Regions from separate parts of the Mus musculus genome. Here region 2 is linked to region 1. Evidence: chromatin loops called from intact Hi-C (ENCODE). Cell type or tissue: gastrocnemius. All regions are shown on one strand. Links, peaks and the distances in the headings refer to the core of each region. The heading gives the core; the rest is flanking DNA. Region 1 holds the start of Gm32384 (a long non-coding RNA gene). Region 2 overlaps Ctc1 (CTS telomere maintenance complex component 1).

The links. Peaks named below come from ENCODE experiments on the same cell type or tissue, not always from the same donor. Only the 100,000 strongest peaks of a DNase experiment are listed, where the experiment ranks them.
Region 2: it touches region 1 in a loop (2.0-fold over the local background); 1 of 42 quality-filtered maps calls a loop at or near these places.

What each region holds. Positions count from the first base shown.
Region 1 is chr11:68,974,567-68,990,410 of GRCm38, forward strand. Pfas (phosphoribosylformylglycinamidine synthase (FGAR amidotransferase)) reads right to left here. Exons shown (of 28, transcript NM_001159519.1): 24 at 15,802-15,844; 25 at 15,604-15,695; 26 at 15,405-15,519; 27 at 13,801-14,124; 28 at 11,135-13,707. The coding sequence ends at 13,397. Gm32384 (a long non-coding RNA gene) reads right to left here and starts at 9,002. Exons shown (of 4, transcript XR_001780244.1): 1 at 8,074-9,002; 2 at 4,327-4,443; 3 at 3,725-3,829; 4 at 2,438-2,475. It also overlaps a transcript of Rangrf not described here. In gastrocnemius, for the core only: a CTCF peak has its summit at 8,291 (motif pointing left); DNase peaks (open chromatin) are centred at 8,291 and 8,631.
Region 2 is chr11:69,025,783-69,033,782 of GRCm38, forward strand. Ctc1 (CTS telomere maintenance complex component 1) reads left to right here. Exons shown (of 23, transcript NM_001013256.2): 6 at 292-570; 7 at 669-797; 8 at 1,472-1,704; 9 at 1,822-1,999; 10 at 2,082-2,282; 11 at 3,904-4,030; 12 at 4,702-4,816; 13 at 4,909-5,224; 14 at 5,318-5,407; 15 at 5,629-5,822; 16 at 7,401-7,489; 17 at 7,585-7,759. Among named protein-coding and RNA genes, the nearest start is that of n-TIaat5, 7.2 kb to the right of the region's middle. In gastrocnemius, for the core only: a CTCF peak has its summit at 3,274 (motif pointing left); no DNase peak of the experiment used is centred there.

The DNA.
Region 1 (15,844 bases), core at 3,460-11,459:
TGAGAACCGGGCAAAGAGGTTGATTCTCACCTCGACCAATGAACCCTCATAATTTACTGAATTGGAGGCAAGGGTCACGTGCCTCAGAGTGCAGCTCATTTCCTTCGTGAGCCTGACAATACAAAAGTCCACCTCGCCAAGGTGTAAAAGTACCAGTGGAACTCGCTTTGCGTCTTGAAGTTTGATTTACAGAGCTCTTGGGGGCATCCTAGAGATGTTCTAGCCGGGACATAGGTGTAGAAACTTAGCACAGTGTGTACTCTAGGAAATGCAAATATGCAAGGGGGAGGGCAGGCAGATGGAGTCAGGGAGTTGTGAAGATGGTTAAGGATGGAGGATTTTGCTTGTCCACTTACTGTTTGCAATGCTAGGGATTGAGCCCAGGGGCCTCTACCATTAGATTCTCTCTCTCCTTCTCCCTCTCCCTCCCTCCCGTAACTGAACCTTAGCCTCTTAAGTGTACTCAGTATGTGCCCCCACCCCGGCTATCCTGGAACTCACTCTGTAGACCAGGCTGGAGTCGAATTCAGAAATTCTGCCTGCCTCTGCCTCCCGAGTGCTGGGATTAAAGGCGTGCGGTGACTCCTTCTTACTGTAGGCATCTGGCTTCTCTCTGAACTTTTCCTCATCTCTAAAGCACTGTTAGGAGTGAAGTGTGGCCACGTGTGGTGGCTCACGCCACATGGCACATCCAGCACTGAAGAGACAAAAGCAGTCAGATCTGTAGTTTGAGACCAGCCTGTTTCTTGTTTCTACATAGTGAGTTGCAGGTCAGCTAGGGTTATATATTGAGACCCTTCCTCAGGCAAGAGAAGGAGGGAGGGAGGGAGGGAGAGAAGAGACAAGATGTGGGTGTGCTTGATCAATCTGTTTCGGGGGGGGGTATCCTGTAACTAGTTTACTCTGTAAGAGAAGGGGTGCAGCCCCCATGGAATAGAAGGAGCTGGCCATGAACGTCTCTCCATGTAGACCTTTCTGTCTCTCCTCCTCACCAGGAGCAACAACAGCTTGAATAGCTTTGTACACAGTCAGGCAGATCAGAAATCCTTGGGTAGGGACCTCCAAGGACATAAATGCTATTAACAAGTTCATAACACTAAGTACCAGGAATGGAGCCCTGTAATGAGCCAGAGGGAGGAGAAAGTTTCTTCAGCTTTCCTCTTAGGATTTCCTGGCGCACCTCAAGTTCTGCAGTGGACTAAGATAGCTGGAGACCTCAGCTTTCTCCAGTCTCTGGGTTCTTGGGATATGACAAGGGTGGGGAGCAGAGATGTGCCAAGGCCCAGGGCCAGATCTCTCCTTGGAGGGTGGGGTGGAAGACCAGCTTGTCTTGGCAGATCTCTATATCCCCACTGTTGATTCACCATCCCTCCCTTGGTATCTGCCATCTCTTGTGCTCTTCTCAATGCTGACACCTCAGGGTGTTCAACCTCAAACTCCTGAAGAAACTGGAGCTGTCTGGGTCAGTTTGTTGTCATTTGATCTGAAAGAACCTATTTGGCAAGCTCTCCTACTTGCATCTTCCCGGAAGCCAGAGTCCAGTGAAAACTGGTCCAGCTGCAGCTAGGGCAGGTGTCATGGACAAGTCTCAGATGGCACACATCTGTCCTTCTCATTGTGTGAGTGTCTCCAGCTCTCAGTCTGCTGGGGACAGCCAACCTACAACTGGAACAGGTTTGGTTTGGTGCTCTGGGATGGTCCTTGCCCTTTGAAAGAACCAAAAGACAGGCTTGGAGGGACCTGGCGAGATAGCTCAGCAGTTAAGAGCACATGTTACTCTTGTAGCGGACCTGGGTTCAATTCCCAGCACTTACGCGGTGGCTCACAATCATCTGCAACTCTAGTTCCAGGGTATTTGCCCACTTCTGACCTTCACAGACACCAGATAGACCAGATGGAGAGCATCGGTGCAGGCTCATAAAATTAAATATATAAATCTAAATGGGGGAAAACAAAGACTGCCCTGGCCCCCAGAGACACAGCAAATCAGTGCCAAGCATCCCTTTATGGAAGAGTTAAGGCAACATAGTTCCTGTATGCAGCAGCTTCAAGCCTTCAGCCCTGCCATGAGTCTCTTTGAAATGTTGGTGAAGGTCATGAATATTCACTCAGAAAAATGTTTGTACATTATGGAATAAAGTGCATAAGAACACAAGAGAAACTAGCTTGTTTTGTTTGTTTGTTTGTTATTATGGAGTCTTGGATGGCCTGAAACTTGATATGTAGATCAGGCTGGCTCTAAACATAGAGATGTTTGTCCTTGAATGTATGTGCACTCTGTGTGCGTGCCTGCGTGTGTGCCTGCGTGTGTGTGTGTGTGTGTGTGTGTGTGTGTGTGTATGTGTGTGTGTGTGTGTGTGTGTGTGTGTGTGTGTTACTTACGGGGTTCAGAAGAGGGTGTTGGATTCCATTGGAACTGGAGTTAGGGATGGTTGTGAACCATCATGGAGGTTCTGGGAACCAAACCTGAATCCTCTGTAAAAGCAACAAGTATTCAGTTATCTTTCCTAAATTTTACTTGATGTGTATGAGGCTTTTATTTACAAGTACCAAACTGTATGTATGGCCTGTATGTATTCCCAGAGGGAATCAGAACCTCTCAAACCAGAGGCACAGACCACCATGTGGGATGCTGTTGAACCGGGTCTTCTGCAACATCATTGATTGCCATCGGTAAGCCATCCCTCGGCCTCCTGGTTCTGTTTGAGACTGGGTCTTACTATGTGGTCCAATCTGGCCTTGAATTTGAATTTGTAGTAGTACCTCAGCCTCCCAAGTGCTAGAATTTCAGGCATGCTACCATGCCTCACTAAAAATAAAAGTATATTATTATCCTTTTAAAGGATATATTTATTTTGCTAGGCATAATCGTATACACCTTTAATCCCAGAACTCAGAAGGCAGAGGCAGGTGGATCTCTGAGTTCAAGACCAGGTGGTGAGTTCCAGGATAGTCAGGGGTACATATAGAACCCCTGTCTCAAAAAAATAAAACAGGAAAAGGCTTTATTTTATTTATTTATTTTTTGGTTTTTTTTCGAGACAGGGTTTCTCTGTGTAGCCCTGGCTGTCCTGGCACTCACTTTGTAGACCAGGCTGGCCTCGAACTCAGAAATCTGCCTGCCTCTGCCTCCCAAGTACTGGGATTAAAGGCATGTGCCACCACCGCCCGGCTATTGTATTTTTTTTTTTTAATAAAGTTTTTTTTTTTAAGATTTATTTATTTATTATATGTAAGTACACTGTAGCTGTCTTCAGACACTCCAGAAGAGGGAGTCAGATCTCGTTATGGATGGTTGTGAGCCACCATGTGGTTGCTGGGATTTGAACTCTGGACCTTTAGGAAGAGTAGTCGGGTGCTCTTACCCACTGAGCCATCTCACCAGCCCCCCGGCTATTGTATTTTATGAATGAGTATTTTGTGTGTGCATCTATATGTGCACCATGTGCATTCCTAGTGCCATGGACACCCTGGAACCGGAATTACAGGTCTGAGCTGCCTTGTGGGTGCTGGGAATTGAACTAGGTCCTTTGGAAGAGCAGCCAGGGCTCTCAATGGCTAAGCCATTTATTCCACACACACCCCCAATATATGATATATTATTCATTTGCTTATTTGGTTTTGGGACAAGATCTTACTCAGACTATCCCAGATGGCCTTCCCTCAGGCTTCTGAAAGTGCTAGAACCACACTAAAGTAGAATAAAGTGCTTAAGCACACTCACCAAAATCCAGAGCTTTGGCCATGCAGCTGGAAGCCCCAGGGAGTGGTCCTGACCGAAGCTGATCTCTTGGTCAGCATTTAATATTTAATAAAGCGTACTTCAAACCTGAAAAAAAAAAGTTTAATCAGGCTTGGAAGCTCACTTCTGTTATTCCAACACTCAGGAGGCTGAGGCAGGAGGATCTTCAGGCCAGCTCGGGCTATAGAGAGAATGGTACCACCACAGAGTAAACCAGCCATGGTGGCTCTTGAGAAACACAGTAGGGAGGACAGGAAGCTGGAGAGATGGCTCAGTGCTTCTGAATGTGGAGCCAACTGCTCTTGCAGAAGACCTAAGTGTGATTCTGTGACATCTGTACCCACATGTGTATCACACAGACACACACAGACACGTAACTAAAAAATAAACTAGGGAGCCAGGTGGTGTATGCCTTTTAATTCTAGAGTTCAGGAGGCAGAGGCAAGTGGATCTCCTCCAGTTTGAGACCAGCCTGGTCTACAGAGTGAGTTCCAGGCTAGCCAAGGCTGTGTAGCAAGATTGTCTCAAAACAACAGAACACAGTCATATTAGTTACTTTTCTATGGCTGAGATAAAACACTTACCAAGACTTACAGAAGAGGTTTTTGGGCTTAGGACTTCAAAGGTTAGAGTTCACGATGAAGGTTCAGAAGTAGCAGGCTGGTGGCTGGAGCCAGAGCTGAGAAAACTCGAGCCAAAAGCTGGAGACAAAGAAAGCTAATTAGAAATGGCCAGAGTTTTTTGAGACTTGAAAGCAGGCCCCCAGTGACATATTTCTTCCAACAAGGCCACACTTCCTAATCCTTCCCAGCAACTACTAGAAACCAAGTATTCAAATACAGGGTACCCTGGGGAGCCATTCTTATCAACCCCCAGGTATATAAAGCCAAAAGAAAATATAATCAAGATAAATCTTTAGTTTAAAAACATTCTTATCTGTGTGTAGTCACATGTACCTGCCTATCTGTATGTATGCCTTATGTGTGTGCCTGGTGCTTCAGGAAGCCAGGTGAGGACACTAGATCCCTTGGAGCTAGAATCACAGATGGTCACGAGCTGCCATGTAGGTTCTGGGAACCAAACTGTGGTCCTCTACAAGAGCTCTTAGGGTCTGAGTCATCTCTTCAGCTCCATGAAAAGAAACGTTTAAAAAAAGAAGTTCACAGCCACCCTTGGCTGCATAGTGAGTGAGTGCAAAGCCATGGGGTGCTGGCAGGGATGAGGGTACAGCGTAGCAGAAAAGGCCCTTATGTGCAGCCCTTACCACTAGGCAGAGCTGGGCGGTGGTGGTGCGGAAATGATAAGGAGAAAGAAGGCAGATGGAGCAGACCTTTTCTTTCCCACTCTGTTTACATTGCCTTCAAAGCCACCCTAAAAGGAAGTGGGGCATTTTCCCTGGCAGAGACCTATTCAGATCATTTTATTTTCATTTCCTCAGAGCACTAGGTAAACATCATAGCTGATATTTTTTTATGCAGGTGTGGCTAGTTAAGGCCTGCATTTCCAGCTCTCTGGAGGTTGAATCAGGATCACCTCAAGTTTGAGACCATCCTAGGCTACATAGTAAGTTTCAAGCTGGCTACAGTGTGAACCCTGCTCCTTCATACACTACCAGGGAGAAATGATGAAAACCTTTTACTTATTCTTGTGGGCCTTAGCTCCAGGACCCAAACCCCTATCACGAGTTCTACCTCGTAGCATTGCAGCCTATGCTTTGTTATGAGTAGCCCTGTGACAAGCCTATTTAAACCCCAGCACCAAGAACTCAGAGAGGGCCTGGAGAGATGGCTCAGTGGTTAAGAGCACTGACTTACTCTTCCAGAGGTCCTGAGTTCAATTCCCAGCAACCACATGGTGGCTCACAACCATCTGTAATGGGATCTGATGCCCTCTTCTGGTGTGTCTGAAAACAGCAACAGTGTTCTCATATATAAATAAATCTTAAAAAAAGAAGAAAAAAAAAAAGCTGGGCGTGGTAGCGCAAGCCTTTAATCCCAGCACTCGGGAGGCAGAGGCAGGCAGATTTCTGAGTTCGAGGCCAGCCTGGTCTACACAGTGAGTTCCAGGACAGCCAGGGCTACACAGAGAAACCCTGTCTCAACCCCCCCCCCCCAAAAAAAAAAAAAGGATTCAGAGACAACTATTCCATGGCTACTGCTCTATAACTTTTGCCATGAGGAACCTGGGTCTGGAGCCAGCTCATATCCCCACTCTCCCCAAAGCAAGTTATATATATCCCCCCCACCCCCCAAATCTGGAAACCCTTCTTGAGACTTGTCTTCAGAGGTGGAAAGAGGACAAGATTCAGACAAGCTAATGGATGATAGGGTGTGGGGTATCAGATTCTAACCTGGTGGCCTGCTGGGTCTGAGGATGGTCACAACTTTTCTCAATCCCATGGACCTCAATAGGAAAGACCCACAGTGACAAGGGCACTAGGAGGTTCCTTGGCCCACCACCCAGGCCAGAATCCTTGCTCTCTGGCCAGTGGCTGTACCTGTCCTTTGGGGAACCCCTTAGGTGGTATCCCTTATGGAAACCCACAGGATCCAGTCTATAAAGCTACACACAGCCGAATTTTCTCACCTATTTTCTCAGCCAAATCCTTGTAAGTTCCCATAGGTGAGGTGTTGAGAGAGTGGGGAGGGTCTACCATACTGTAGTGGCAAAGAGAGGACTTTGCCTCTGGGCAAAGATTTGGCCAGCTGAGCTAGTAGGACTCAGTGGCGAGGGGGGAAGAGGACACTTTCTTCTGTCTCCCTGGATACCTTCCAGGACATCTTAGGGTACTTGGGCAATACAAACCTACTCTACCGGTTAGACCTGACAGTGGTAGCCGGTCTGAGCTCTCAGACCTGCACATTGCCCATAGATAAACTTCCTTATCCACCCACATCCCAGTGCCTCATTCTCTTCTAACTGCCTCCTGGATATCCCCTCTAACATACTTCTATCAGTATGTCCCATTGACCCCTCAAACTCAATAATTGCAAAGCAAAGCATAAACTTAGCTTCCAAATGTGCCAATAGTAAAAGCTTTGTATACCAGTGATCCAGGGGGCAGGCCAGGGCTCTGGGCTTCATTACTGGCTGGCTTTCTTCTCTACCATCTTTTTCCTTATGCCCTCTTCACACTTTCTCCACACCCCCTCCCACACACACACCATATCCACTTTCTGGTTATTTCCATTGGTTCTCAAATCCTGCCATTTCTCTCTCTCTCTTTCTTTCTTTCTTTCTTTCTTTCTTTCTTTCTTTCTTTCTTTCTTTTTTTTTTTTTTTTGAGACAGGGTTTCTCTTTGCAGCCCTGGCTGTCCTGGAACTCACATTGTAGACCAGGCTGGCCTCAAACTCAGAAATCTGCCTGCGTCTGCCTCCCAAGTGCTGGGATTAAAGGTGGGTGCCACTTCGCCCAGCTTGCTTTCTTTATCTTTCTTTCTTTCTTTCTTTCTTTCTCTCTCTCTCTCTCTCTCTCTCTCTCTCTCTCTCTCTCTCTCTCTCTTTCTTTCTGGTTTTTCGTGACAGGGTTTCTTTGTATAGTGCTGGGATTAAAGGCATGCACCACCACCTCCTGGCCTCCCATTTCTCTCCATCCCTAAGGCCTACTACTCTTCCAGGCCAACACGATTGCTATGTGGTCAGTATATAGCTTCCACACTGGACTCTCTCCACCTCCCATCCTCTTTCCTTCTCTGCAGCTACTATAATCTCTAGGTCACAAGTTTGGCTGAGAGTAAAACTCAGTACAGTAGCTTGTCTAGCATGCATGCAGTCCAAGGCTCGATTCTGAGCATCATACAAAGCCAGCTGTGGTCGTGCACTCCTGTAACCTCGGCCCTCCCTCTGGAGGTGAGGGATGGAGGACTGGGAGTTCAAGGCCACTCTCAGCTATACAGTGAGTTTACAGCCAGTGTAGTGTACATTACACAAGCACCTATCTCAAAACAGCCAAATCACAGATCTGTTCATCCCTGCATCGCTACATCCACCTCTTCAACTGCTTTCCCACTGTTTTTGGATCTTGTCCTGATTCCTTAACATGTTCTGCTAGGTGTTTCTGGGTTTGTTTCTAGTTGGCTCTTCCTGGCCCAGACAGACTCATTTTCAACCATTTGGTTCCTTAGTTAGCATACCCTGTCCAGCCTCTGAAAATATTGTTTTCCTATAGTGCTGCCACACCTCTTCAGCGCTCTATACAGGCAAACTGTTGTGTTCTTTCCTCCAGAACCCTGTGCTGTTGAGAGCATTTTAAAGTCAAAGAAAGAAATCACTTGTCCTGGTTCAGCTTCCTGCCAGTGTGCCACAAAGCCAAGGTTCTTCACAACCCTTACCTGGTAGACAGGCCCCAGCCAGCTTCACAGACAGCCCTCTGTGCCACCCTTCCTGCTCCTGAAGCCAAACGGACAGATGTTGTTACTCATGTCTGTTTGTGCTGGGTGACCCTGTGCCAAAGGCAATCCTAAAGACCAGTTTACCTGGATTAAGCCCTAGAAATGCCTAGGTCTAGCCAGCAATTCCTTAGCTTCACCTCTGGCTGTTTGCTGCCCCCGAGTGGCCAACCATAGACTTGCTTGTTTAACACCACAGGGTCTCAAGAACATCAGCTATGAGACAACAGTTAGACCCTGGCACAGCTCCTGGAGGCAACATCTTCAGTCCACAGGCTCACTGCTGCCTAGTACCCACATCCTTGTATGGGCATGTCTTTTGTTTGTGGTGGTGGTGGTGATGGTGTGTGTGTGTAGGAGAGGGAGGGAGAGAGAGAGAGATCTATTGAGCCCCGTGACAGTCTGTAGTGAAGCACAGAGTGATGCTAGAGAGCAGAGGGTACCTGGTGGTTGGGGTGTTCCTAGAGAAAGCAACTCTCATCTGGTAGTCCCCACTTGGCCCTCTTGTCCACAAGCCTCCTGCTGGCTGCCTGCCATCCTTGCAATCACCAGGTCACAGACAGAAAGTGACAGTAATGTGCCTAATTTTGTGATATATCTATCCTCCTATAAAACTGAAGAGAGACAAGTTAGAGAAGGGAGAGGAGAGATACAAAGGGAGAAACGATGAGAAACTAATGTCAAGTTAGTGTCCTTCATTGGCCTGATGACACAGAATGACTGGACAAACCAACCAAAGAGAAAGGAGAACTGCAGAGCAATCTACCTACAAACCCAGTCCACTGACACCACTTTCTATTAAGGAAAAATCTTTAAAAAAGAAAAGAAAAATCCACATGTGTGTCTAGAGAGATGGCTCAATGGCTCAGAGGTTAAGAGCACTGACTGCTCTTCCAGAGGTCTTGAGTTCAATGCCCAGCAACCACATGGTGGCTCACAACCATCTGCAATGGGATCTGATGTCCTCTTCTGGCATGCAGATGTATTTACAGATAGAACACTCATTTACATAAATAGATGAATCTTTAAATGGTTACATGGTTTATCTCATATTGCTACCTCTTCGTTTACTTAAAGTACATTGTTTTGTTTGCATGTCTGTCTGTCTGTGTGGGGGTGTCAGATCCTCTAGAACTGAAGTAACAGTGTAAGCTGCCATGTGGATGCTGGGAATTACTGGGAATTGAACCCAGATCCTCTGCAAGAGCAGCCAGTACTTATAACCATTTTTCGACTGGGGACAGCACAAGGCATCTTACATAAGTAAGATGTACCTGCTAGAGTTTCCCAGTACCATGGTGGATCCTCAAGGATTCACCGCTGGAGGAATCACATTTTAATAAAGCTTACAAGATTAGGTTTTAGTTGTTGTGCCCAGAGACTGAGTTACCATTGTTTCTGAACTAAGTTTGTTTTGTGTTTTCCTTCACTCAGCTAGCTCATCTGGGTTCAAGAGAGAAAGGTACGGCAGCAAGGAGTGGGTTTGCCAGATGTGCACCACAAAGGCTGTAGGGGATTTGAAGCATGGGCTTGGTGTGGTAGTGACCCACCAGTGAGAACCTAACAAGCTGGGTGGAGAGATTGTGGAGTTCTGGGTCAAGAGTCTCCATGAGATTAAAAACAGGTTGGCCATTGCTTGCCAGTGCATAGCTGGCCAGACCCCAAAGGCACAAGCACAGGAATGTGACGTTCTTTTTTTTTTTTTTTTTTTTTTTTTTTAAAAGATATTTCCTGCAACAATCTCTCCAGCCCCAAGGACAAATACTTAAAAAAACAAAACAACAAAAATCTATGCGAGCTGGGTGGTGGCGGCACACACCTTTTATCTACAGAGCAACTATAGGACAGCCAGGGCTACACAGAGAAGGTACCTGGGAAAAATAAATCAACTTTTATATCTACTTATTTATTCCACATAGACTTACTGACACTGTTAGGACAGAGTTCCTGGGACTGTGGAGTTTACACTGCTTGGGAGACATATCTTTGATTAAAGCATTGGGTTTTTGTTTGGTTTTGGTTTTTCTGAGACAGGGTTTCTCTGTGTAACCCTGGCTGTCCTGGAATTCACTTTAAGGTGGGATCACAATGGTGATTTGGGCCGAGGTCTCTGTGCTGCTGTGACAGCCTTGTATATAACCAAGGATTTGTTTAAAAATCTGTTAGAGGTGAAACGAGGACAGGACTTGCTTAAGAGGTTTAGATGCTATTGTAAAGGGTGTTTAAAGATTCAGGTGTAAATCTGGAGAGATGGCTCGGCTGTTGAGAGCACTTGTTCTTTCAGAGGACCTGGTTTCAATTCTGCAACCATTGATAACTCCAGATCTAGGGGATCTGAAGGCCTCTTCTGATACCAGGCACACACAAATACAGGCAAACCACACAAGTGTAAAGTAAGTCTTAAAAGGTGAACGCAAGACCAGGAATGACTCATCGGCCCTTGCACGCACAACACACTTCCATTGGACCACTTGGCATCTTTTTCCATTTATTGGAAATTTTCCATTAACGAAGACTAAAGTATCACTGAGTGGTTTATATGACTAAAGGAATGTACCACACACCTGTCTACATGTGTGCTAACAGGTGTGTGTGCTTGTGCGCATGTGCCATGGCGCATCAAGTACCACACACCTGTCTACATGTGTGCTAACAGGTGTGTGTGCTTGTGCGCATGTGCCATGGCGCATCAAGTACCACCACACCTGTCTACATGTGTGCTAACAGGTGTGTGCTTGTGCACATGTGCCATGGCGCATCAAGTACCACACACCTGTCTACATGTGTGCTAACAGGTGTGTGTGCTTGTGCGCATGTGCCATGGCGCATCAAGTAAGCCATCACAACTGCAGAGTTGGTTCTTCCCTGTCACCACGTGAGTTCCAGGGGCTGAACTCAAAGCATTAAGCTTGATAGCAAATACCCCCACCCACTAAGCCAGCGGTTCTCAACCTGTGGGTCACGATCCTCTTGGGGTCTAAGGCCATCGGAAAACAGACATTTACATTATGATTTTTAATAGCAGCAAAACTACAGTTATAAAATAGCAACCAAAACTTTATGGTTGTGCCCACAATAACATGAGGAACTGTATTACAGGGTTACAGCATTAGGAAGGTTGAAAACTTCTGCACTAAGCCATCTTGCCTACTCAGGCTTACAAAAATACTTTCATAAATACTTTAAATATATAAATTTGAGACAGTGTCCTGACTAGCCTGGAACTCACTAGGCTGGCCTTGAACTTACAAAGATCCACCTGCCCCTATCTCCTAAGTGTTGGGATAAAAGGCATGTACCACCATAAGCAAAATATATATTCTTCCACAGCATCAAAGGGAATGTTCACATGTCCAAAATGGTACTTAGGTCAGAACACAGCACTTGGTAGAAGACCAGGATTTCAAGATTACTCTCAGCTATGAGTTCAAAGCCAGCCAGAACATCATATGGGTCTCGAAAATACAAACAAAATCCTTAGAATCACTCTAGTTAGGAAAAGTTACTTTGCAATGCAAAACGGAGAAAGATCTGACTTCCCATCTCCAAATATCTTCCTTTGGTGGTGCTGGACGGGAATCAAACTCAGGAAACACAGATACTAGGCAAGTGTTCTAATACTCAGATGGACATACAACCTGCAGCTTAACACCTATTCACCATTAGTACCTTCTTGGGGTGCTACTTCTGCAGAAGCACAAGTGTTCTGCATTCCCCCAAACCCTGAAATATTTAGAAATCCAACATGCTAGTCTGTTTTTATAAGGAAACTCCTTTAATCATGACATCGAGCTTCTTAGGGGGCTACCCGAGTCTACCGTACAAGTAAGTAGGAAGCAACGGATGATGAAGGTGGCTGTCGGTACAACAGCTACTACCAAGACGTGATCTGTGACTGCAGGATCTTCACAGGCAGATGTAGCTGGGTGGGTAGGGCGCCTTGCTGTTCATTTTAAGTTGGAACCAATCATAGACAGTTTATCACTAAACTTTGCTTTGTTAACTGGGAAACACCTCTCAAATACCTTAATCTTTATGATAGACACATAAGTTACCCAGCACCTATTTAGGTTGGCAGTACAAGCTAAGGAGCTATTATTATTTCAATCCTATTAAGACTACAAACAAGCCGGGCGTGGTGGCGCATGCCTTTAATCCCAGCACTCGGGAGGCAGAGGCAGGTGGATTTCTGAGTTCGAGGCCAGCCTGGTCTACAAAGTGAGTTCCAGGACAGCCAGGGCTACACAGAGAGACCTTGCCTGAAACCAAACCAAACCAAAAAAAAAAAAAAAAAAAAAAAAAAAAGACTACAAACTCCATTAGGTCAGTACCAATGTCAGGCACCACTACTGATCAAGCAACAAGAAGAAAAATGAATGGCCAGGCAGTAGTCGCACATGCCTTAACCCCAGCACTCAGATGGATCTCTGAGTGCGAGGCCAGCCGGTCTACAACATAAGTTCCAGGACAGCCAGGGCTATACACACATAAAAACAAAACAAAACAAAAAAACCCAAAAAACAAAAACAAAAACAAAAACCCAACCCTGTCTTGAAAAGCCAAAACAACAAAAAACAAGCTCCAGGGCTCTCTGCTCTAAGAAGGAAGGTATCAACTACTGTAAGGTGGCTGCTAAATTAAGAGAAGCAAGAATCAGGAATGTGATCTGAGATAGGCACAGGTCAGCGCCTTGAGCATGGACAGAAGCAATGATTCCTAACAACTAGCAGTGCATGTCTGAAAAGGGATCCGGAAAGCTGCTCTTTTCAGCTGGGCAGAGGCTGGGAGGGACTGATGTACATTATTCCTAGACCCTAAGCCAATGCCAAGCGCCTTGGCAACTCACCCGGGGTAACGCAAAAGAATTCTGAGTTTAGGGCCAGCCTGGGCTATAGACTGAAAGCCGATCTCACAAAGCCAAAGAAAACGAGGATGTGAGAGCTCACTCAGAGCTCTAACCAAGAGAATGAAGGATCACAAGGCGATGATCCCGGGAGGGCTGCCAGTAAATCTCTGCCCACCCCTCTGCCTGTCAGCTGTCCTCGGAGCCTGAGCCGCTTGCTGAAGATCCATGTTAAACTCAAGAGCTGAAAGCAGCTCTTGCAGGGGCAAGGCTAAAATGAGCAATGCAGCTGAGGTCATCCCAGCATTTTGGTTCTTGCTAAGATGCTTTTGGAAATCACATGGGATACTCCTGAAAGCAATGGGGAAAGAAGGCAACGGAGTCAAAGGGTGAGCTGTGGGCCAGGGTGGTCATGCGGCCTCCTCAGCAGCTGTCCTCCTGGGTCCAGTTCCTAGCATTGATGAAGAGCTGCAGCCACGGGGAGGTGGGAAGAACATCAAAGGGAGAGGGTCGCCATGCCCACTGCCAAAGCCTTACAGCCCGCTCAGGGTGCGGCATGAGTGCCAGGTGTCGGCCATCTTGGGAACAGATACCAGCTATGCCCCCTGGAGATCCATTGGGGTTCAGAGGGTACTGCTCTGTGGGGTTCCCATCATCGTCTGCCCAGTGCAGAGGAACCAGGCCCTTGGCCTCGATCTTGGCTTGGAGTTCAGGAGAAGAAAATGCCATGTAGCCTGGAAGTGAAGGAGAAGAGAGTGAAGGCCAAGTTCCTTCAGGCCCAGCCCCAGCCCCAGCTTGCAAACCCTCCCCTGCCTTCCCAGCCTGACCTTCCCCGTGAGCACTCCACACGGGCAGCACAGAGCCTTCCATCCCTCGGAGCATCAGGGCTGGCCCCGGCTCCACACGTACGGTGGCCCATCGGGACTCGAACCGCCCAGACAGATTGTGGCGGAGCAGGAGGCCCGGCTGTGTTGGCTGGGAGTCCTGGCCTGGCTCAGCTTGCTCTTCACTGGGATCACTTCCCACCCAGCCCAGAAGAGCCAGCAGCTGACAGCCATTACACACGCCCAGGCTGAAGGTGTCCGGCCGCCTTCGGAATCGGCCCAGCTCTTCCCTGGCCTGTGGATTAAAGGTCACCGCAGCTGCCCAACCTAGGAAGAACAGTTAAGCCAGAGTGAGAAAAGGCCTGAGAAAGGGCTGGAGAGATGATGGCTCAGTGGTTAAGAGCACTGACTGTTCTTCCGAAGGTCCTGAGTTCAAATTCCCAAAACCACAACTATCTGTAATGAAATCTGAGGCGCTCATCTGGTGCATCTGAAGATAGATATAATAATAAAGGGGCTGGAGGGATGGCTCAGTGGTTAAGAGCACTGACTGCTCTTCCAAAGGTTCTGAGTTCAAATCCCAGCAACCACATGATGGCTCACAACCATCCATAATGAGATCTGAAGACAGGTACAGTGTACATATATATAATAAATTAATAAATCTAATAAATAAATAAATCTATCTAAAAAAAAAAAAGCCGGAGAAAGCAAAAGCAGGGCGTGAAGGGAATGACATGACAGCCCTCTATTCTAAATCGGTCTCTTCAGACCCTGGGACAGCCTTGAGGAAAGAAACAGCCTGATCTGCTTTAATCAGATAGCCTGACAGGATCCATGAATCTCTCTCTCTCTTTTTTTTTTTTTTTTTTTGAGACAGGGTTTCTCTGCATAGCCCTCCTGGCTGTCCTGAACTCACTTTTTAGACCAGGTTGGCCTCAAACTCAGAAATCCACCTCTCAAGTGCTGAGATTAAAGGCATGCGCCCGGCCCATGAATTTCTCTATGCTAAGCAAAAATATATTTTTTTAATGCTATGTAGTTATCTAAGCCTCAACAGTACAGCAGTTAAGAGCACTGACTGCTCTTCCAGAGGTCCTGAGTTCAAATCCCAGCAACCACATGGTGGCTCACCACCATCTGTAATGGGGTCTGATGCCCTCTTCTGGTGTGTCTGAAGATATCGACAGTGTACTCATATACATAAAATAAATTAATTAATCTTTTAAAAAAAAAGGCTAAAGTAAGATGGCTACCTTTTGAGTTTGAGCAGCTTCACAAAACTGTATCTCATTAAAAAAGGGAAAAGACTTCACGCACAAAAAGCCTGATCCTTTGCCCTCCCTTGATCTAGTTGTGCTGAACCATCTTTCCACAGAACAGGACAACCTGATCAAGTTGAAGAGCAGTCAACTGTTCAGATGAGGCATGCCTTCTAGGCTTGTACAGCTCAGGAAAGCCAGCCATCCTCCTGCTGGCCTCTGGTCTTGAAACAGAGCACTCTGCCTGACTTGTGAGGGCAACAAGTTGGCTGCAGTCTGGGCAGAAGCAGCCGAAGACATTTTAGCAGGGAATGTGGAAATGGCAGATCCAGACTGCACACTGACCTTTAGCAGAGCCCAGGACGTCTGCGTAGCTGAAGCCGCCCACAAAGGCCACACCACGGAATGTGTCCAACCTGATGGCCCCAGAGCAGAGATCTTGCATGGTCACATCCCACACCTAATACGACAGGGAGGAAACCGTTAGAAGACTTATAGCCAAGACAAGATCAAGATCTCCAGCTCTGTTAGGTACCAGGCTTACCTCAAAGCCTGCCAAGTGAAAGGCATCAGCCATTTCTCGGTCTCCATTGCTGCCCTCTTCTCGCAAGATGGCAACTCGAGGGACGGGTCCACCTGGAAGATGTGTCTCTGAGCAGAATGCTACCTATCCACTCTAAAACCCCAGATGCCTTCCCAAGGGCAGATCCAAGTACCCCAGCCTCTGTGCACGCTCCCTTACCAGGTTTACAGGGCACAGAGGCCACAGGAAAGGTGGGCGGCAG
Region 2 (8,000 bases), core at 1-8,000, 48 kb after region 1:
AGAGAGATCCTTAAAGTTCAGTGGCTTATTATAATACTAAGAGTTCAATACTAGCCTTGGGTACATAGTGAGTTTAAAGCCAGCCTGGGCTATATGAGACCTTGTCTGAAACAGAACAAAACAAAACAATAACAAAATAGCCAACCAGACAAACAGAAGAGGAAGAATAAGAGGAAAGTCATGAGGTCTTTGGAGTGAAATTGTTGTGGGAAGGGCCTTTGGCCGATGGGCAGCATTATGGTTAAGGGCGGGGGTCTCATGTTTAATGTTACCTCCCTCTGCCTAAGCCAGATCCCTGCTCAGATGGTGTGGCACCGAGTCCTCCGGCCTGGCAGGGCCTATGTACTGACAAAATTGCAAGTAACCAAGACCCGGATTCACCTTTCCTGTATTTGGACAACCATTCCATCTTCAACTCTGAAGCCTCTGAGACCAGGTTATGTGCAAGAGCTGGAGCTGGACTTAGAGTTCTCGAAAGCTGACCTTAAACCACCACCCCAGCCCACCAGCTCCAAAGACAGCAGAGGGCAAGAAGGTCTTGTCCGGGCTTCCAAAGTCTTGCATTATTTGGTGAGTGCAAGGTACTGATCTTAGAGGTTGTGACACCTGCAATGTGAGCCTCCTAAGGAGGAGGAAATAGTGGCAGCGGACCTCTGTTTCCTGTGCAGGGAACAGTCACTGCTGTGTTGCATGAGTCTGCCGGCCTCTACATTCTAGATGGGCAGCTGATTCTCTGCCTCGCATACCAGAAGATCCATGGCCTCAGGCGGGTTATTCGACCAGGGGTCTGTCTGGAGGTATGTCAGAAATCGGATGGCGATGAGAAGATGCTCAGTTCATGGGAGATGGTGGGTGACCTCGGAGAGAGTGGGTTTTGGTAGGAAATGAGATAGGCAACACTGGGGAGTTTCTCTTGGAACCTATGGTGGAGAAACAGTAGCCATCTCCCCAGGGGTTAAGCTCTGCCCTTGTCTTGTCTTGTCTTGTCTTGTCTTGTCTTGTCTTGTCTTGTCTTGTCTTGTTCCAGACAGGGATTTTCCAAAGTTTAGTTGTTGTGAGCCACCCATAGTGGGTACTAGAACTGAACTTGAGTCCTATTCAAGAGTAATACTTTTCTTTTAACTGCTGAGCCATCTCTCCAGCCTTTAGGTAGTTTTTTGTCTTGTTTGTTTTGAGACAGGGTCTCACTTGGAAGCCTTGGCCAATCTGAGACTTGCTATGTAAACTAAGTTGGTCTAAACCTCAAATCCCCTTCCTCTGATCTGGAGTGCTGCAGTTACAAGCATGTTTTTTTTTTTTTGTTTTTGTTTTTTTTGTTTTAGATCACAGTAGCTCAAACTGGCCTCAAGCCTCTGTGTAGCCAAAAATGGCCCTTTATCTTCGAGTCTTCCTGCCTCTGCCTGCCAAGGGCTGGGATTTACAGGCATGTGCTACGTACTCAGCTTACCTCTGCTTTTCTGTTTTCCTGCAGCTCCGAGATGTTCATCTCCTCCAGGCAGTGGGTGGAGCAACAACAAAACCTGTCCTGGCGCTCTGTCTCCATGGCACTGTTCGGCTTCAAGGCTTTTCTTGTCTTAAGCCTCTGACTTTGCCGTCCTCCAAAGTTTATGGTGCCTCCTTGTATGAGCAACTCGTGTGGAAATGTCAGTTAGGACTTCCCTTATACTTATGGGCTGCCAAGACCCTGGAGGATCTCATCTACAAGTGAGGAGGACGGAGTTTGAGGGTCTGGGGTGGAGATGTTACTTTCTCTGTAGGGGAAGCAGGGTCCTGGAAGAGACAGATCTTGGGAAAATGACTATGTTTCTCCTCCTGGCCAAGGCTGTGTCCCCATGTGTTGAGATGTCACCAGTTCCTGAAGCAACCCTCTCCTGGGAAGCCCAGCTTGGGCCTGCAGCTCCTGGCTCCCTCCTGGGATGTTCTGATTCCACCTGGCAGCCCCATGCGGCATGCGTACAGCGAGATCCTGGAAGAACCACACAACTGCCCCCTTCAGAAAGTACGAGGACGTGGGGAAAGATTGGCTTGAGGACACAGGGCACAGGGACCCAGTGTGATTATTTCTCTCTCCCCACACACAGTACACTCCACTGCAGACTCCCTACTCTTTCCCTACTATGCTCGCCCTGGCAGAGGAAGGGCAGCACAGGGCTTGGGCTACTTTTGACCCAAAGGCCATGCTGCCTCTCCCAGAAGCCAGTCACCTGACCAGCTGCCAACTGAATCGCCACCTAGCCTGGTCCTGGGTCTGTCTGCCATCCTGTGTGTTCCAGCCAGCCCAGGTAAGAGAATTCTAGAAGGCTCGTGGGACTACTTGTTGCCAGTTTCATCACTACTACTTGTTCAGATTATGTGTTTTTTGTTGTTTTTTTGTTTTTGTCTTTCAATCATGCTCTGTGTGTGGGTGTATGAGTGTATGTGTGTGTATGTGCACATGTTTGAAACAGGGTCTGTATAGCCCTGACTGTCTCGTCCGGGAATTCACTCTGTGGACCAGGCTGACCATGAACTCACAGAGATCCACCTGCCTCTGCCTCCCAAGTGCTGGGTTCTGGGTTTAAAGTCATGCGCCACCACCCGGCTAACTGACTTTCTAATTAGACTGCTGTATCTGTTCCTGCCCTTCACTGATTTGTCCTTTTTACAGCAACTAGGAAGAATGAAAGAAATTGTAGCTTGAGTCAGGTGTGGTTACACATGCCTTAATCCTAATACTCAGGAGGGAGAGATGAATGGATCTCTTTGAGTTAGACCAACTGGACTACATAGACCCTGTCTAAAACAACAAGAACAACAACTAAAACCATGTTGGACATGGTGGTTAGCCTGTTTCGGGCTAGCTAGAGATGCACAGTGAGACCTTGCCTCAGAAACAAACACACAAACAGAACAAAACAAAAGAGGGTGGTATGTATGGACCTGGAGACTGCTCAGTGGTTAAGAGCACTGGCTATTCTTTCAGAAGGTCCTAAGTTCAATTCAGAGGTCCTGAGTTCAATTCCCAGATACCACATGGTGGATCACAATTCTTTCTTTGAATTATTTCATTTATTTTGTGTATGAGTACACTATAGGTATCTTCAGACATACCAGAAGGGGGCATCAGATCCCATTACAGAGTGTTGTAAGCCACAATGTGGTTGCTGGGAATTGAACTCAGGACTTCTGAAGAGCAGCCAATGCTCTTAACCAGTTGAGCCCTCTCTCCAGCCCCTGCAACTCTCTATGAAGGGATCTGATGCCCTCTTCTGGAATACAGGTGCATACACAGACAGAGCGACTCATCCGTTAGAGAGTGGTGACCTGAGCTTGTTCCCAGACTCTGCATGGTGAGAGAAGAGAGCTGACTCCCACAAGTTGTCCTTTGACCTCCACAAAAGTGAAATGATACCCCCCACCCCCAGTAAATGTAATAAAACAAGCTCCCAAAACTGTAGCTTGGAATATAGAATTCTGTTGGGTTTTGCTTTGCTTTGTTTTCGTTATTGCTTTTTTTTTTTTTAACCTGAGGCAGTCTTGTTGTATAGCCCATGCTGGCCTCGAACTCCCGGAGGTCCTGCTACCTCAGCTTTCTGATTACTGGGACTACAAGTATGTATGTATGTACCACCGTGTTCAAGAGTGTAATTCAGTTCTTACTCTTACACGTGTGAGTGCTTGCCTTTGTTGCTGTTAGTGTTTAAAACAGCACATGACACATGGTAGATGCTCAGTGGAGTTTTTCATTTTTTAGAGAGACAGGATCTCTCTGTGAACCCTAGCTGGCCTGGAACTCATAATGTAGACCAAGATAGCCTCCCACTTAGAGCAGGCTTGACTCTGTCCTCTGGGTTCTGCTCATGCCCAGTCTTTGCTGATTGTGTAATATTTAATATTTATCAGCTTGACCTTTATTTCCTACAGGTTTTACTTGGGGTCCTGGTGGCTTCATCTCGTAAAGGTTGTCTGGAGCTTCGGGATCTAAGAGGTTCACTGCCTTGTATCCCCTTGACTGAGAGTTCACAGCCCCTCATTGACCCGAATCTCGTAGGTGCGAAGTTGAGAGGTGGGAAGGTGGTGGTGGTGGGAGATAGAGCTCAGCGCAGGGCGCAGTGAGAGAGGGAGCGCCTGCTGGGCTTCCTTAATGATATTGGTCAGCTACATGGGGAAGTGTGAAAGGCTGGTGCTGATGGAGAGAAGGAAGAGGAGCCAGAGCTACAGCTCCCAGCATACATCTCTCCTACACCACATAGCTCCTAAACATTTACCTTCCTGCTTCCTATATTCATAATTAGAAGAACACTGGTCTTATTCGACTTGTTGAGTTCCATAAAAAGGAGGCTGGGATGGTGGGCCTTTAATCCCAGCAGAGGCAGGTGGATCTCTGTGAGTTCAAAGTCAGCCTGATTTACATAGTAAGTTCCTGGACAGCCAAAGCTATAAAATAGAGAGATCCTGTCTTAAAAAACAAACAAAACAAAAACAACAAGGGAAACCCTAGAGAGGAAAATTTGTTAGATTCAGAAAAAAAGGCATGTCACAGGTTTAGGGAACAAACAAGAAAAGGCCTGGAGTATTCTCTGCTTGGTGTGGTTGCCTAGGGGCTGAGATGATGAGTTGTGGGCGGTGGCCCAGGATGGCACAGATCTATCTACCCAGGGTTCTGCTTCCCTCCTTTCCACAGTTTTTTTCCTGCTAAGATAGAAACCTTTCTTCATCTAGGCTGCCTGGTGCGGGTAGAGAAGTTCCAGTTGGTAGTAGAGAGAGAAGTCAGGAGCAGCTTCCCTTCCTGGGAGGAGATGGGCATGGCACGCTTCATCCAGAAGAAGCAGGCCAGGTCAGCTCTCGGGAGCGGGGCTTCCCTTGGAGAAGAACCTGGTGTTTGGGGATCCAGGGTCTGAATCACTGAAGAGCTGCCTCTTCCAACAGAGTCTACGTCCAGTTCTACCTGGCTGATGCCCTGATCCTGCCCGTGCCCAGACCCACCTTTGGTTCAGAACCATCTCAGACAGCCTCCTCCTGCCCAGAGGGACCCCACCTGGGACAGAGCCGGCTGTTCTTACTGTCCCACAAGGAGGCCCTCATGAAACGTAATTTTTGTCTCCTTCCGGGAGACAGTTCACAACCTGCAAAGCCCACCTTGAGTTTCCACGTGTCAGGAACTTGGCTTTGTGGCACACAGAGGAAGGAAGGTTCTGGATGGAGCCCACCCGAGTCTCTGGCCGTTGAGAGCAAGGATCAGAAGGTAAGCTGGGACTCCAGGTTCCTAGGGCCTGACCTCCCATATGTACCCTGTGTTCCACACCGGAGTTCGATGCTGTGCTGTCCTTCCTCATAGGTCTTCCTCATCTTTCTTGGCTCTTCAGTTCGATGGTTTCCGTTCTTGTACCCAAACCAAGTCTACCGACTCGTGGCTTCCGGCCCCTCAGTGAGTGTGTTCCTCTTGCACATCAGAAAGCTAGTTGGGTTGGACTCTGGAGCAGACATGCGCGTGCTGGGTCCCCTAGGTCTCCTGGAATAGGCAGAATTTAGGGGGACTGAATCGTCTGTCTGTAAGGACCCCTTTCTTCACCAGGCTCTAGGAAGAAGTCAGCACGGGAGGACTTAGGCCTAGGCACATGCTGAGGCAATTGTCTTCATGTTTCCTAGCAGACACCAGTGTTCGAGACAGAGGGCTCAGCTGGCACCTCTCGACGTCCTCTGGAACTGGCTGACTGTGGATCTTGCCTCACTGTCCAAGAGGAGTGGACCCTGGAGCTTGGGAGCTCTCAGGACATACCTAATGTACTGGAGGTCCCTAGAACACTGCCCGAGTCCTCACTGGCCCAGCTGCTCGGTGACAAGTAAGTATTGTCCATTACCTCTGGTCCTCTTGGCTGTGCTCTGCTCTGCGCTGGCTGGGCTGAGCCAGCAGTGTGTGTGTTCTGTGTGATGTCAGTGTGAGAGGGGGTTCTCTTTCAGTCTTTCTTGTCACTGCAGGAATAGTCACAAGTAGTGTCTCCTACTCTCTCGCTCCTCACCGAACTGTTGTTATTGTTGAGCCAGGGTCTTGTCTTTTGGCTGGTTTTGAAGTTGCTATGTAGCTGACTTTGATTCCGACCCAGCTGAGCAGATGTCCTCACAGTTAAGGAAAAGCTTTAGCAATAAAAGGAAACAGGAACAGAAAATGCAGGGAAGAAGGTGGCAGTGTAGAGAAGGACCTGCGTGCACTGCGTGCGGTCGGTAGTAAGTACAGAGGCGTGGAACTTCATAGAAGATTCTCTAAGCGAGAACAAGTGAAAATGTTTCCTGTGTGAAAAACTCTACTGGATTGTGTTTTTATTACTAAAACTGAATATAAGCCAGACATGGTGGTATACATGTTTAATCCAAGCATTTGGAAGGCAGAGTGAGTTTGAGGCTACATAAGGAGTTCAGGCTGTCCAGGGCCAAATGGTCAGTCGCTGTCACAGAAGAGGAGGGGGGAAAGTGGCCATAGAGGACTGGAAAGATGGCTCTCTAGAACTGGCTGTCATTTCAGAGGGACCACACTGGGGGTTGGATGGTGGTACATGCCTATAATCCCTGTAATCCGAGTACACCCAGCCTAGAGGAGAGCTACCATTAGTTTTAAGATAGATCTTGTCTAAAAAATAAACAAGAGAAGGAGGATTGTGTCTTTTTTTTTTTTTTTTTGGTTTTTCGAGACAGGGTTTCTCTATATAGCCCTGGCTGTCCTGGAACTCACTCTGTAGACCAGGCTGGCCTCAAACTCAGAAATCCGCCTGCCTCTGCCTCCAAAGTGCTGGGATTAAAGGTGTGCACCACCATGCCTGGCTGTGTCTAATTTTTATGAGACTGATATTTATTATTAGAAGTGAAGTAGGCTGGAGTTTGTTTGCAGGGTGGTAAACACTTTTAATCCCAGCATTTGGGAGACAGAGGCAGGCATATCTCTGAGTCTAACACTAGCCTGGTCTACACAGCATTCTAGGACAGCCAGGGCTATGCTGAGAAACCCTGTCTCCAAAAATAGGAAGAGAGGTCAGGGAGGAAGTTAAGGTAGTATATACTTGTAGTCATTTTCTTTGGGGACCTGAGACAGGAGAATTGCTGAAGGTTTGAAGCCAGCCTTCCACCTTTATGTAGCAAGAGCATGCTACATGGTGCTAGGATGTCTGTGCACCAAGACCCTCAGAAGCCAGAAGAGCGTACCCAGTCCTCTGGCACTGGGGTTACAGACAGTTGTCTCAAAGGATTAGAAAAAGAAGGAGAAGAAGGAAGAAGAAAAGAGTTAGTTGTACTTAAAGTGAATGTTTCCTAGGAACCTGCATCTTCAGCAAGTGTAAGATGTAAATGATGGAGAGCTGGGGACGGCTCCTTTTCTGTCTTAGGAGCTGATCTCTCAGTTGTGTTTCCTCATGGATCTCTGTCTCTTTCAGCTCCCCCGATTCCTTGGTATCTTTCTCTGCTGAGATTTTGTCTCGGATACTGTGTGAACCACCTCTGGCCCTTCGCCGGATGAAACCTGGTAATGTGCTATCGTCTGGGGAAGACGGTTTGAATTGGAGGGATGGGACCTTGTAGTCCTGGCTGATCACTGGCCACCCTTCCCTCTGTCCGTAGGGAATGCTGGGGCTATTAAAACAGGTGTGAAGCTAACAGTAGCTCTAGAAATGGATGACTGTGAATATCCCCCTCACCTGGACATATATATCGAAGATCCACAGTTGCCTCCCCAAATAGGACTCCTTCCAGGAGCCCGAGTCCACTTTAGCCAGCTGGAGAAAAGGATTTCCAGGTGAAGATGTATATCGTATGGCCACACCTTCTTTGCTTACTGATGTCCTCTTGAATATTCACCCCCTCCTAACTGTGCCACAAGGACGTGTTTTCTTTGCTTTACTGTTTTGTTTTGTTTTAGGACAGGGTCTCACTATGTTGTCCCGGCTGTTTTGCAACTTCCTGTGTCGCTCAGGCCAGCCTCAAACTTACAAGCTTCCTCCTGCCACTGCCTGTCTCCAGATGCCGAGTACTATGCT